Linked DNA regions of Homo sapiens: region 2 is linked to region 1. A link is a loop called in an ENCODE intact Hi-C map of the cell type or tissue named here. Cell type or tissue: PC-3. All regions are shown on one strand. Each heading gives the region's core, and the rest is flanking DNA. Links, peaks and the distances in the headings are about the cores only.

Region 1 (7,868 bases), core at 1,308-5,307:
GTCTTTAGCTAGATTGTAGTCAGTCACTGTGTGTTGGTAAAGCACTGTGTTCACGATGGATGTCATGTTGTGTTCCAAGGGATGCTAGACTTGTGCTTACTTACAGAGAAACTAACTCACCATTGTCTTAGCAGAAAACAAATTAAAGCAGCTTTATGCGGATTTGCCCAGAGAATGCACACATTACCTTACTGGATTCATAAAAATGAGAAGAAAGTTTTAATGGCATTCATTTTTCTAGGTACCTTCATATGACAGCAAATTGAAATAGCATTAGCTGCCTTCTTGCTGGCTTCAAATTACAGAATGACTCAGTTGTCTAAATAATCATTTTAAAAAATCAGCCCCTTTTCTGACTTTCCCATGAGAAGCAGCTTTAGAAAAATGAAAATATACTTCATGGGTACTAATTCATTTTCTCTTTCACTTAACTTTGTGAGAGATTGTGAAAAGTTTTTATGCTCTTATTATAGTGAACAAAAATTGTATGAAATGTTCAGTTTCTGAAATACCTAATTGTCAGAGCATTTCTGAATTTGGCTGCAGACAAATGGTCAACATTGTCCTTAAGGGCCTATTAAGATTGTGAGCTGGGCACACTGGCTCACGCCTGTAATCGCAGCACTTTAGGAGGCCGAGGCGGGTGGATCATGAGGTCAGGAGTTCAAGAGCAGCCTGGCCAAGATGGTGAAACACCATCTCTACTAAAAATACAAAAATCAGCCGGGCATGGTGGCGGGCGCCTGTAATTCCAGCTGCTCGGGAGGCTGAAGCAGAGAATTGCTTGAACAAGGGAGACAGAGTTTGTAGTGAGCCGAGATGGCGCCACTGCACTCCAGCCTGGGCGACAGAGCAAGACTCGGTCTCAAAAGATTGTGATACAGCTGCCAGAGGAGAAAATGATCATGAAAACTGTCCCACCATTTTCAGTCCCCGTCCCCATCCCACAAGAATACAGTAAAGGTGGCATTTCTTGTGCCCAAGTATAAGGCCCACTCATAATTTGTGAGTGAACGTTAAACAACACTTCATACTCAAACTAATTCATTTCTGTTTCTTCCATTAACCCTGGACAAGCCCATCCCTGCCAGATGGGTTGCATTTTACATCTCCCTCAGTCTCATAGTGCTCAAAAATTGGTTCAGACCTTTCTCAGGTTTAAGGTTAGCCACTAAATCATGTCACTGTGGTGTTAATTTCCTTCCCTGTGCTGACGATATGCAAATACGTTTGGCCTAATCCTCATCACCTGTCCTCTCCTAGTGTGCCAAGTCTGCAAGCAGGCGTTGGTGGGACAGGGCTGGGGGGCTGCAGGGGGAATGGAGCAAGAGGAATGACTGTAAATGTTGGCGGCGCCAGCCCAGCCATGCTCCCATCCGTTGGCAGCCCAACATCTGCTGGGAAGTGTGCAGTTCCATCCAGTCAGCCACAGCCTCCCAGTAGGAGATAAGCCGGATGAAGGAGGCTGAGTCTGGCAGCGGATTCCAGGCCTGATAGAATAATGTCTGACATTCAACTCTGCAAAGTTGGGATAGAGTGTGTGGAGACGATCCCACAGGAGCCACCAGCTGGCCTGTTTTAACTTTGGCTGTTGACAGTTCATGCCGAGAGCACTTGTTTCTGAATTCAACAAATCTGGAAACTCGACGTTTTAATTTCGGGTTTTCGTTTGGAAGAGTCATTTTACTGGAACCCAAACCCTTGCAGACATTACCCTAAGGACATGCTGGTCTTGTCTATACCACTGAGTAGAGAAGACTAGAAAAACCTCCAACACCAAATGGCTGTCCTTGGGAAAAGCAGCAGTCAGTTATGCTAAACAACCACAGAAGGCATGGTCTTAGAATGTCACCAGAGTCCCCAGGGAGCTGCTGAGGCTCATCTGGAGACTGCCGCCAACAACCACAGCCTGGGTTCTTGCCTCCAGACCACGGCCTCCTCATAACTCCCTTCGGGTCCTTAAAGAGACCCTGTTAAATGATTAAAATGCTGTGGAAGGAAATTTTAACATATGCAATATCTGATTCTTTTCATCATCATATCACTTCCCATTTCTTCCACTTATCCTGGCTTCTAGGCGAATGTTGATCATAATGTTTTACTGCCAGGGTGAGGAACTTTGAGGAGACGGCTCTGGCACCTCTGTGAGTTGTTAGAAGCATGTATCTCTGGGTGCTCCAGGAGGTTTATGAGTTACCTGGCACAGATTAAACTCAATAAAAGGAAATATTTTGGTCAAATGCTTCCTCTTTTAAATTAATACTCTCTTGACTATTATGCAAAAAAAAACCCATTATTAAAAGCTGTTAGTACTTTTGCTGACTTGAAAATATTAGGAAAAATTTTCCTATTAAAAGTTATTTTGCTGACTTTAAGTTATTTGGTTATTTTGCTGACTTTAAGAATATTTTATAAGGCCTGGCGCGGTGGGTCATGCCTGTAGTCCTAGCACTTTGGGAGGCCGAGGCGGGCGGATTGCCTGAGCTCAGGAGTTCGAGACCAGCCTGGGCAACACCGTGAAACCCCGTCTCTACTAAAATACAAAAAATTAGCCAGACATGGTGGTGTGAGCCTGTAGTCCAGTCCAGCTACTCAGGAGGCTGAGGCAGGAGAATTGCTTGAACCTGGGATGCAGAGGTTGCAGTGAGCTGAGATCGTGCCACTGCACTCCAGCCTGGGCGACTGAGTGAGACTCCGTCTCCAACAAAAAAAGAATACTTTATAACCAACATAAAATGTGGTTCGAAAAGTACCATCTAAATGAAAATCAGACCTTATTTATTTGTTCTGTTTGTCTTCAATGCACTTCCTCATTTTTATCTTTATGTATTTCTTTCTGTAATGATTTATATCCATTTCATCCAAAAAGTTTAAAACACAATATAAAATGCCCTGTAAAAATTTATACTAAGTTCCCTAAAACACTTAAGAAATTCACTGAATTTTTCTAGGCATACACTTCATTCATTCGAATGAAAACTTGGCTGAGGAAATCATAGAGTTCGTATAACTGACTTCTAATTTCTTCTTCCTTATACCTAGGCTTCTAAAGCCCAGGTGTGATATAAATTCTTTTTTTAAAAAAATACTTTTCTATTTTTGTAGAGACAGGATCTCACTACATGGCTGATCTTGAACTCCTGGTCTCGAGCAGTCCTACCACCTCGGACTCCCAAAGCACTGGGATTGCAGGCTTGAGCCACCATGCCTGGCCAGAAATTGCATTTTTAAGTGAACAGTTCAGAGCCCTGTATTTTTCATGGATTATTTTAAGAATTACGATGATGATGAAGATGATATAATCCCTAACACTGCAACCCATTATGAAGTTACCAGGGGCCCTCCAAAATTTTGCTATCAAGGCAACATCCCTTAAACAAGTTAACAGAGATGCTCTTTTTCAGTGAGTCTTCTGGAAGAATCGATGCCAGTCTGCCCTTATGACAAACATATTTCTTAATGAGATCTGATTTACGAAGTTTTGACAATTATGCTTTTCCCCTCTCTTACTGCCACTTTAAGAAAAATCATGCTGGTAAGCTACACTACAAAACTTCTGGCCTGCAGAGGGCTCTATAATACCATATTTTCCTAGACAACACTTGTAAAAAGGAAAAAAAAAAAAAAAGATACTTGCTGGAAGGGGGAAGGGGAAGCCCAGAGGCTTTATAATGCTTCCAGCAGGCAGTCTGGTTGCAGTCTGGTAAACAGACTAGGAATTGTGGGCAAAGCCCTTTTCCTTGAGTTTTCCACCAACCATGAGATCAGATGACTCTGTCCGGACTCATTACTTTAATAGCCTACAGCTAGTTCACATAGCAGCAGGAGTCCACCAAAAAGGCATTTAATTATTGAAACTAAAACTGGTACTTGTAACTGCCGGTTAGTAGTAGTCAGATTTTTTCAGTATTTCAAGTAATTTATAAAGCGCTTACACACATAAATAGAAAGCTTTAAATGCTGGTATTCCATAAAAAGTAAATAAAATATATTTTTGTGCATTAAGACTTAATTAAGTGGCATGATTTCATGTCACAAATTTAAAACGGGCAGGTGAGACTTGCCAACATTACTACAGCTGTGTTTTACATTAGGAAATTAATTAAAATGGTCGTTTATGCTTTTTTCCACTTACGGGTATTTAGACCTCTCTATTACACCATATATTTTCCCTTCAATCATTATATTATGGTAATTTATCTTAGCAGGTGATATCTTACTCTGTTGTCGGCGGAAGTGGGGAGCATTAGTCAACTAAAAAATTTGTGCTGGGCTACTGAGGCAGATCAGACAGCTGGAGGCACTTGCTGCTGGCCAGGAAAGAAGAGGGTCTTATTCACATGCTCCCCTTTTATCCCATCTTAGCAGAATTTATTTTCTATTTCACTAGAACAAAGTTTTTTCTGATGTCAGGATGGGAAGCAGAGGAAAGCAGAAAAATGTTTGACACGCCATATGACACATCGTCATATAGACTTAGCTGTTACATGAGACCTTATTTTTGAAGCCAACCTGCTTACACAGTTCAGTTATGGAATGTGCAAAACCTAAAACCAATTAAAACATGCCCAAGTGAATAGTTGATATGCAGTTTGTAATGCAAATAAATAATGTCCTGATTTTATATATCAAAGCTAAATAAAGACTCCCTTGAGATATCAAGAACAAATCGATCACTCTGTACTTATTTACTGCAGTTATTTATGTTAACAATTATAATAAAATTATGACTTGATGAAGTTTTAATGATGTAAGTAATTTTGCTCCCCAAGAGGCATCAGTTGCCAAATGAAGCTGAAGTTTTAAGGAACGCTAAGGACTCACTGTACTAAAACATCACCATAGTGCCTTTAATATTGGATGTACCTTACAATAATGTGGATTAGTTTTGGGTCAGGGCCAGGAGCTTTTGGTTCCTCAAACACCAAAGGCACTTCCCTTAAGGCATTCACTCCTGTAAGAGAGTCCCTTTAGCTTGGATTCTAAGGGTAGCAATGAAGGAGGATTCCAAGGTGCAAGCAGTAATACAACTTGCACACAGAGTAAACTCCACAAGTTGTTGATTGTAAAGTTGTTTGGAAACCAGGATTGAATTTGCCTCTACATACATTGTCATTAGTGATATTTAGATTTAGAGCCAGTTCCCAGCTAGTACTTTTTGAAATGATTACGTATTAATTATTTAATAAATGGTGTGGGTAGAATTGGACTGCTGGTCCAATCTTCCTTGGCGTTCCAGAGCACTCCTGTAGTCAAATAGCACAAAACTGAGCTTGCTCCTTCCTTTTGTAACCATAAGTCACCCCTCTTTTGTATGACTTCACCCAAGCAAATTTGGCACTATTGTATTGATTATAAATATGTTATTTCCTGTTGCTACCTTATCATCGTAAAATGCATCCTCATGCTTGTTCTGTGTTATCCAGCTCTGATAGTTACATTTTTGACAAGATAAGCAGCTACTGAGCTTTAAGGCATTGTAGACATGCTTGCATTTTCCGTTTACCTTTGAAAAATTAAATGACTTTTCTTTAACTCTCATCACAGGTTTTAGCATGAATGACTTATGATCTTTATTCCTTATTGGTTTATTTCTCCAAATTTTCCCATTTTAGTTTCTATTCACAATGGGGGGCCAGGTTCAAAATATTTTTCTCTCCTAAGAGCTCAAAAATCATAATTCTTCAAAATATCATTTTACATTTCATGCTAATGAGATAGTCTACACACCTATGTTGAGCATTTCCTCTCCTAAGAGCTCAAAAATTGTAATTCTTCAAAATATAATTTTACATTTCATGCTAACAAGATAGTCTACCCACAGGTGTTGAGTATTTAAAGTTGCCCATTACTAGGACCTGTGTTTCAGTGCTACCTTCATCACTTAGTAAGCAAGGGACCTTCAGTCAGCCTCTTAACTTTTAAGAACCATGATACTTTGCATGCTTGAAAGCACAAATCTGAAGACAAAGGACTAGGCCAGATAACATCACAAAGTCCCATGTTTAGGTTATTGGTGTTAATGAAACTTAGGCTGTATTTCTTTTCAACAATCAATGTCATTTCCCATATTTAAGCAGCAATTTAGTATAAGCTCACCAAATTTTGTTTTAAATCTCACTAGCTGATTTTTTTTTTCTCTTATCACCACTGTTTTCTCTTCTCCTTAATTCATTTTGGAAAGAGGGAGTGAACAGGACATGTATAGTCAGATTGTTCAGAGAAATGGAAATTTGCACAGGTGGTAAAAATTGCCACAAGCACAGTTAATGAAGCAAGCACGTGGCTACTTGCAACTCTGCTCTCAAATTTTCTGTATAACTCTGCAGCAATATGTGCTCAATAACTGCCTGACTGTGTGCAAATAACACATGGAAAAGTTGAAATACTAGAAAATATTGACATCCATTCTCCAGCTAGATTTTATCTAAAAACTACTCATTTTCCTCCTTTGCTCAAGATGGTACAAAGATGCCTACAACATGAACTCTGCCCTCCTAAGTCTCTGATATAGTCAGTGAGGTGATACTAATATATATGGGCAATTATAAAATAAGTGCTAAACCTCGTGATTTTTCTTAGAGTTGCAATTGTTGTTCACACAAAGAGATAAATGTTGGCTGGAGTGATGATGAAGATGTAACTCAAGCCAGAGCTTGAAGGGTAATCAGGATTTTTTTTAAAGGGGCATTTGAGCTTAAAGGAAAAAAACGAATAATTAAAGTGCAGTATAAAAGTTTTACATCCTTTGTATTAGGATGGGTTTGATTATACTGCAGTAACAAATCCCCAAATTTCAGTGACTTAACACAACAGGAGTTTATTTTTTGCTTACTCTGCGTGTCCACCATGGTTCATTAGAGAGGCCCTGCTCCTTCACTCAGGAACCTAGTCTGATAGAAGCTTTATCTCAACCCACATTCTGTAATCACTATAGCAGGAAGTGCCACTGTAGTTCATCATCGCTTGTGCATTCTCTAAATCAAGTCATCTGCCCGTATGTAACCTCAAGGGGAACAAAGAAGTGCAGTACCATCATGTGGCCCAAAAGTGGAGAGTCAGAAATATGTGGGAAAGAGCATCAGTGACTGCCACATCTTTCTGTGTAATCTTTAGCCAGAATACAATGCTTAGAGTAAATAAAACGGTCTATGCAAACTTGTCATAGCATGAAAATCTCCAGCTTACCTTCCAGGGATCTTAAAATAGCTTGCTTGGCTTCTGAATACTGGTATACATGTTGCTAGCCTTCTTTGCAGTACTTTTCCCCACTCGCAGGTACCCTGACCAGTGTCTCAGCAAACATCAAAAGTCTGCAAAGACCATGTAGAAGAGCTCCATTGCCTGTTTCCACCTAAAACTCTCCCTCCTGTTCTCATTTGCTGGAAGGGCCATAAGTGTGTTCAGGTGGTAAATCTTAAATTGTCTAAACTCCGTGGTTCTCAAACCAACAGCATCAGGATCACCTGGGAACTTGTTAGACATGCAGATTATTAGTTGCCACCCTAGACCTACTGAGTCAGAACTGTGGTCTAAGCTAATGGAAGCAGTTGGTTCCTCATGCCAGTGATTGATGTAAACAATATTGTGATATAGTTCTAGCCAGTGAAACCTGAGGAGAAATACGCCAGAGTTGAGAGTGAGGAGAGGCACGCTGGAACAGGTCCTCATTGCCTTTAGAGAAGACTGTGCCTCCATGGAAAGCAAACTCAGGATGTTACCTAATGCCACTTAATGAAATGAAGCCCTTCTCTGAAATATGCAGATAAATAAGAAAATGTTTGACAAGCACTTGAAATGTCCCCAAATTGTGGATAAGCAAATATAATACATGGGTGAATGCATAGTAAGAGCCTGTAGTTTAAGGT
Region 2 (7,868 bases), core at 2,103-6,102, 320 kb after region 1:
TTAAAGTATACCTTACTTTGAGGGACAAATCCATTTCCTTAGAAATGAGTTAAGATTCATCAGTACTAGTACACAGAACTGGGTCAATTATGTTAGCCATTTACATTTTCCCATAATTTTACTTATCACTCTGTATCCATAAAGTATCCTTTCTGTCTCTGGAGAATATCTTTAGCCTGGGATTTTCTACAGTTTGCACAAGTAGTTCAGAAATGTTTGGTAAATAAATTCCAAGGGTTTCTTTGAAATTAGTCCTGAAGAAGAGGTGCCCATAAAAATCTCTTTTTACATTCTTTGGCATGCCTAAGACTGCCTTGCAACAGTTGTCATAGACAGTAATTCATATATAAGGTGTTAAGTTCTTAACACATTCAAAGAAGACTGGTGACTCACTGCCCAAGATAACATGGTTGAGGCAGCTCCAGCAGTTTGTCGCCTAAGAAAATTACAGAAGAATGTGTTAGAGAAGGCAAGGTGATCACTTTTACAGTATTTTTTATTATTGCTCTCATTATTTATTGTTAGTAATAATTACTATTATTGCCAACAACAAGCTACTTTATTTCTAAAAATTTACTTTTGCAGTTTGCAATTCCTTTATCTCCAGACCTGAAGGCCAAATTTTAATTGCACTGTAATTTCCAATCAAGTAACCATGACACCAGCTGTTCTTGCCAGGCTCTATTCTGTGGTAGAGGGGGAACCTGTGTTCTCTTTACATGGTTATGCTGGAAAGTATATGGATAAGGCAGGGGTCCTGCCTGAAGTAATCCCAGGGTATTTTTAATGTCCTTTAATTGCCATTCAGGATGTAAGTCAGACACAATTGGGTCTGGTCACAGTTTAGGACTACTGAGCCCTGTTTATATAAAGGTGAATTTAGCAAATAAATCTGAAGCTATTACTTATGTACAATTTATTTTTCTTTAACATCTATTGATTTCTAAGCAATGTGAAACTAGTTCCAGTATACTCTATGTATTATATGTCTTCATTTTGTTTTGTTTGTGATCCCTGGATAGCATTGGCAGTGAGGTGGGAGGAGGAGATGTAATTGAGAATTTGACAAGGGCCTTGCTACCATAATCAAACTGAAACCTTATCAGACTTATTTGAAGTTTTCAAGAAGTCCGATTTTCTTGAGGTTTGATAATGTTAACAGATGAAAAGTATATGACGTTAAGTTTTAAGTCTGTCTTTCTATGTATTTGCCATAAAATTCTGTTTTGCATTGCTTGGGTGATGTAGTTGTGAACATTTTAAATTTACATGCAAATTTCATAGTAGTCATCTTTCCTTCAGGTCCAAGGAAAGTATGGCAGCAGATATGCCTTCTGTCTTTTGCCTTGGAGGGATTTTGACCTGACCTGAAGGTAGAAGATTGTTGTTTTTTTGCATTTAGCTTAGGTTACCTACAGGGATAGGAAAGATGTGGATTTCTTTTAAAAGAGTACTAAGAATTTTAACATTAGTATCTGACATCTTTTTGCTTTGAGTTATTATTGACTGTTAGTTTTGGTTATCATAATTGTTTATCTACTACAGCCTCTAGGAGGACATTGTACCTAGGGAGATTTTAAAAAATCAAACTTAGTATGAGGCCAGAATACGAATAATTTTATCATTAATTACATTTCATTTCCCCTAATGCTTCTTATGTGTGAGAGTAGTACTTGTTCTTAAGTGACCAACATATTTAATGTACTATGTCCATATATTAAAAGAATAGAAACTAGTCTTGGCAGACACTGAAATAGTTAATTGGCTTTTACAGCCAAGATAGTTTTATAAAACTTTGTGAAAATTAAGAAACGGGAAGAAAAGTATTTTTCTATGCACTAATGGCATATTTTATTAACCCTTTACCTTAGGCTATAACATTTTTTTTTTTTGCAGCATTCTTTCATTAGATAAGCAGCTGGAGGAAGGAGGCTAGTTAGTTTACTGTAATTGTTAAATATCTACAAACATTCAGATAGTTAAAATAATTATTTCCATATAAAATCCTGGGTAGAGGTGAGGTTTTTCTAAAAATAAATGATAATTTTGAGAAAGGAATAAGAGCAGCGACATAATTCTGACTTTGAGACCTGTAATCTTTGATAGCAAACTTTTTTTGTTTTTTTTTGAGACAAAGTCTTGGTCTGCTGCCCAGGCTGGAGTTCAGTGGCGTGATCTCAGCTCACGGCAACCTCCGTCTCTTGGGTTCAGATGATTCTCCTGCCTCTTCCTCCCATGTAGCTGGGATTATAGGCATGAGCTACCATGCCCGGCTAATTTTTTATATTTTTACTAGAGACATGGTTTCACCGTGTTGGCCAGGCTGGCCTCGAACTCCTGACCTCAGGTGATCTGCCCACCTCGGTCTCTCAAAAGTGTCGGGATTATAGGTGTGAGCCATGGCGCCCAGCCGCAGACTTTTAAATACAGCATTTAGAAAGGTTTGATGACATCTTATGGTCTTTAATTGGACTGAACTTTTACATTCTTATTAGTACACATATAAAATCAACAGCTTTTCATGATTCGGCATTTACATCTTAAATCCTGCACTTTGCTCTGTTAGGAAATAGAGCAACACTGGATATTTCAAGCTAATAGGAAAAGTCTACATTTGATACAGAAAAGTTACCTTACGCAATATTGAGGAGCTAGTGAACAAGGGTTAGGGGGTGGGGGTGCCAGAGACCAGAGCATGCAAGAATGAGAGAGAGATTACATTGTCCTCTTCCATTTTAGTTGGTAGTTTCTACTGAAAACTGTAAAGTTTAACTTTTTGGAATTGTAACTATCCAAAGTGGGAATGTAAACTATATTGAACAAAATTTATTTAGCCTGTTAAAAAGTCAACCTAAAACTATGGTTAATTAGTTTATATTATTACATCACTTTTAGTAGAGACTCAACAATCAGTGCAGAGTAAGAGGAGCTATTATCAGGTGAGCTGACTGCTACCCATATGGGGCTTTAAGATAATGATGAGTTTAAATTTCCTCTTAGAGCTAAGTGAGAATAAAACTGGAGGCAATAAATACTCTTGGCCAAAGCCATTAAATGAAAAAGCTGGGAATTCTCCAGCTCTTGACTTAAATTGTTTGTTTATCAGCTGGCGCCTAGTCTGGAGTCAAGAGCTGGAGATTTCTATCTGTGACAGAACTTTGAAACTCTTGCAGGACACTTTCATTTCAACTTAAGGTAACTTGAGTTTATAGCTTTGGCTTTAAAGATTACTAATGATTTACTCATTTCCTTACCATTTAACCAGAGTGGACTTTTTCCCAGGAAGGGATCTGTGTTTATTTAGGGCCTTTGTCTGCGGAGGGATTAAAAGGCAGCCCACCAGCATTGTGAACTTGATGGTCATAAAAGGTCACCAAAACACACCATAAAAACATTCTTACCATGGAATTAATTATACAGTGTAATTTTACAAAGCAACTTGGTTACTCCATCTTACCCCCTCCCCCATATTTAAACATTTCAACTTTTAAAAAGTAAATCTTTGGTATAATTTTGGTTTATGAAAAAAATGTTTTATGATGTTTAAATGCTGAGGAAATTGTCATGTGCATATGTACAGTTTAATTGCTTAAAAATCTTAAAATTTTTGAAATGAAAATGATCATTTATTGTTAAACTGTGGGATGAATAACTTGTTTGGGAGGAGGTTAGAGTAGTCAGAAGAGTTGGTTAGTATTTCATAGAACAGCTCAGTTTCCAAAAACCTAAGTCCAGCTAAGAATTTATCTGTGCCACCAGGTGGCATTGCATCCAAACCTGCTAATGATAAAAGGATTATAAAATATATTATTTTTTGTTAAAGATATAACGATTTTACTTTTGAAGTTGACTGAAAACTACATCTGATATCAAGGTTAAGTATCTGCAAAGAATTGAAAAGATTTCTAAACTCTAAATATTTGTTTTTAGGTTGTTGATATTAAAACGAAAGTAAATGAAAATGAAATATTTGGAGGGGATTGCTATTTTTCATTTAGTAAAATAAGCATTTAACATTTGGCTTTTTTTTTTTTTTTTTTTTTTTTTTTTGCTTGTCTAAACACTGGAGAGGGGAATCCAGCGTATAAAAATTCTCACAAATATTTCAAATCCCCGCCCCCCACCATGTGGCAAGATTCCACCCCCCTCCCTGGGTCTTGTAAAAAAAAAAAAAAAAAAAGTGTCAGCAGGTTTTACTGTATGGGAATTTTTAAAAAGAGGGAGAAACCTCTGAAAGGTGCAAGTTGGTCCTTTTCACAAGCCTAACTATGAGATTCATTAGGCAGTTCATGTTCATGTCTTAAAAGCTGTTTTTGGGAAAGTAAATTCTTGAGTTTCCTGTACTGTTTTTCAGGGAGTCTTTATAGTCTTTTGAATCAGCTCATTTTAAAACAGTGATAATGTAAAAAGCACAATAAAAAAAGGCTCATTATAAATTTTATAAAAGTGTGATTTTTTTCATTAAAATACGTATTCATGTTCTATTTTTATGAACCCATAAATATAAGTTAATAAACTGTAGCAGAAACAATTAAATTACTTAATACAGCTATCCAGGTGATAGGATATGTTGTCAGAATAAATAAAGCTCAGTGTATATTCTATTGATTTTTATTCTTTTAAAAAATGTATTCACCATGCAGAGTGATGTTTAATGCTTAGCTTTGATCATTTAGCAAAAAGCTTAGTGCTACTCATTTTATACTCTTGCCTCTTCTGAGGCTTCTTAATGTGCACAACCTGTTTTAAGAAATGTATATGTTTTCAAAGTAAATGTTTGACCTCCCACCTTGATGTTCCCACTTAAAAGCAAAACCCTCCCCTCCCTTATATTTTGAATAACTTGATGAGAATGTGTGTTGTACTAAAACTAAATATATGCACCCTTCAGTATTACCAAAAGAGACCTTTTGGTTTTAAAAATTAGGAAATTTCACTTTTGAAAGTAGTCTAGACAAAGGTACTCATGACATTTGACCCTGAAATTTTTACTTTTAAACTTGATGCAACAGTCTGCTTCTTAGCTTTGTTGTATGCTAATATTTCTACTTATTTAACATCAAAAAGCTGTAGAGGTTTCTCTTTATAGATTATGCCTGTGTTCTGGAATTGCCTCCTGCTGTCCATGAATTGCTTCTTGGCTTGTTGTGTTAGAATTTCTCACCAGGGTCTTTTGTGAGCTATGTAGCCAACATTAAAAAAAAAAAAATCAAATTTGATAGAGTAAACTGGACTAGTAAAAATTATACTTACTATTCATAATTATAATTGAGGTTTCTTGGCTCAGCATATCAATTTTATGCAGTAAGAGTAAGCACATACAAATCTCATGTAATGATATGCATACATATAGTTGCCTACAATGACTGTTTTTCTAGTTATTTCTATAATATTAAAATGATTTTTTTGCTGAAATTCCAGAAATCTAAAAACATTGAAAAATAATGATAATGAGAAAAACAATTCTTACTTGTTAGGGTATATGTTATTTAGTAATGAAGCATTTAGATTTTGGATTCTCTCATTTCAGTTGGAAATAGTATTGGTGTAAGTGAGTGTTGCCATGGGAACCTCCACATAGATATAAAAGGCAATACTGTCTAAGTGGAGGAGGAGGGGCGATGTACTGAAATACCACTGGCCTAAATGATCTATTTTATGTATGTGTGTTGGTGTGGGGGTGAGAGCTAGGATGAAAAGGGGAGAGAAAGTACTACAGAAAGTAAATGTTAGCAGTCAAAGCAATTTACTCACACTTTTGGATTCTTTTAGATAGAAGTGTTTTAAAGCTCGAAATGTGATTCTTAATTATTGGTATCATTTGCACACACTGGGGAGTCTTTGCATATCTTATTTTTAATGTACAGTGGAATATGTTTAACTTACTTGGTTTTAGATAAAATTTAATTTAGTGAAATTTGAGAGTTAGGATTTCAGTCTTTGAAATGGCTTTATACATGTTATTAAAGATGTTATATTTAATTCTTTTTAAATATCTGAAATTTAGAAAAACTGATTAGGACACAGTTAATGTGGCTTTCAAAGAAAAGCTGGCATTTTGGCTTTATAGTATTTTTAATACTAGATTTTTAGTAATTTTCTATAAATATATAGGCAAGGAAACAATGACTTACTGTATCTGCATGTGTAATATTTTATGGTTAAAAAAATAAAGAATGAAAACAACAAAACCTAACATAAAATCTTTTTATATCCCTTAGGAGCACATAAAGATTGTAGAGATAGAGATGATTAGAGAACAACCAATTTAACTGCATGCAAAGTAACATTTTTGTTTTTTGTATGTTTAGGTTACAAAAAAACAATGAAATTGTGCCCAACCTGAGTTAGCCTGGTAAAATGCAGCAGCATCATCATTGCAGTTTTAACACTATGGATTCTGGTTGTCAGATACAAATATAAAAAAAAGAAGAGATATTAACTGACAAAAACTGTTTAAACTTACCTTTTTAGTCAATCCAGAGAAAAAGCTGCCAAGGTAATAAAACATCCAGAAGTTTTTAAGTTAAAACGAGTAATTTAAATTAAAAGGGGTGAGGGGGCATGAGCAAGCAAGGGAGAAGAAAAAAGGGGTGAAAACGACAGGCACTTTGCTTCCTGGGCCTGGCTGTATCTGATGTAAATTAACCAGCAGTGGGGAGTGTATTGTTTCCAACTCCACATAAACAATGCTGGGTATCTCTTTGGGAATGGGTGGGTGCTGGGATGGATGGAGGTTGTTGAGAAGGGAACTGGCAAGCAGAGTTTATAATCTATTAGTGGATTTTTTTTGGCATGCGAAACATAGTAGGAAAGAGTAAATAATGAGAAAGTACGTTTGCATGTAAAATTGATCAAGTGAAACCTTAAAATGATGTGAAATAATTCATAATTGTTAGAGAATGCTTATTTGTCAGTAATCTTCAGGTTTAAAAAAATTTTTTTTAAAGACTGACGCCTTGTAATGTAAAACGTTCAGCAATGAAGATACCCAGTTTTAAGTGTACTTTTGGCATAGTATATCAGCTTAGCTCTAAACATGGCTTCTAAAAACTAAAAGACTAAGGAAACTTGTATTTCTTTGAAAAATAGGTAACAAGAGGGATGAAAAGTCAAGTTTATTTTTAAAAATAAGAGAATGAAAGTAAGAGCTACAACATCCATGTTGTTTTTCTGTTTCAGTTTTTGCCTGCTGCTTTTTCTTCCCTGCACTCTTTCTTGGAATAAAATCTGATAGTCTTAACGGAGTGGAAAGTGTGAAAATGCACACAGCCTTATCAATAAGTAGATTCAAAACATCTCTAATCACCTTAAAGTTTTATAGTGCAGAATTTTCTAGAAGTCAACTGATTAATTAAGTACCTTTTGTGTGTCAGTTTATCACACTGGGTTGTTTCTGTATTTTAAAACATTTCATCCTTATAGCATCCCCATGAAATGCAGATTATCCTCTTTTTTTTTTTTTCAGTGAGGAAGTTGAGTCTCAGGAAGGCACAATAGGACAATATGCAATTTTAAGAATTAGCCTGATTTAGCAAAAATAAGACATTTTAGGTAGAGGATTTTCAATATTATTGCAGGAGACTAATACATTCAAGTTTGGAGTTTCTTTGGGTTGCTAGAATAACTAAAAGGCTTTGGTTTGTTTCATTTAAAAACAAAATAGAGAAAAATACTTTTTCTTGTTCTATCGATATCACACCATTCAATGACCCCACTCCCACACAATACCCACAATCAAAATATAGAAAGAATTATTAGCTAACCAAAAAAAGTTCACATAGGTAATCTAAAGTAATTTTATTTTTGGTTTTAAGTGCTTTAATCTAGTTAACTAAAGGAACAAAAAGGGCAAACATGTATAAACA

What was found. Peaks named below come from ENCODE experiments on the same cell type or tissue, not always from the same donor. Only the 100,000 strongest peaks of a DNase experiment are listed, where the experiment ranks them.
Region 2: it touches region 1 in a loop (8-fold over the local background); 6 of 110 quality-filtered maps call a loop at or near these places.

Annotation. Positions count from the first base shown.
Region 1 is chr7:27,917,096-27,924,963 of GRCh38, reverse strand. All of the region lies in intron 2 of JAZF1 (JAZF zinc finger 1), which reads left to right. Among named protein-coding and RNA genes, the nearest start is that of TAX1BP1-AS1, 180 kb to the right of the region's middle. RefSeq lists an enhancer at 1,758-1,807. In PC-3, for the core only: a CTCF peak has its summit at 3,568 (motif pointing right); a DNase peak (open chromatin) is centred at 3,693; H3K4me3 peaks cover 1,041 bases; H3K27ac peaks cover 771 bases.
Region 2 is chr7:27,601,769-27,609,636 of GRCh38, reverse strand. The region is part of intron 4 of HIBADH (3-hydroxyisobutyrate dehydrogenase); the gene reads left to right. LOC107986699 (a long non-coding RNA gene) reads left to right here and starts at 373. Exons shown (of 2, transcript XR_001744911.2): 1 at 373-1,373; 2 at 3,107-7,243. RefSeq lists an enhancer at 6,240-7,000. In PC-3, for the core only: a CTCF peak has its summit at 3,745 (motif pointing right); DNase peaks (open chromatin) are centred at 3,266 and 3,716; H3K4me3 peaks cover 1,561 bases; H3K27ac peaks cover 2,751 bases.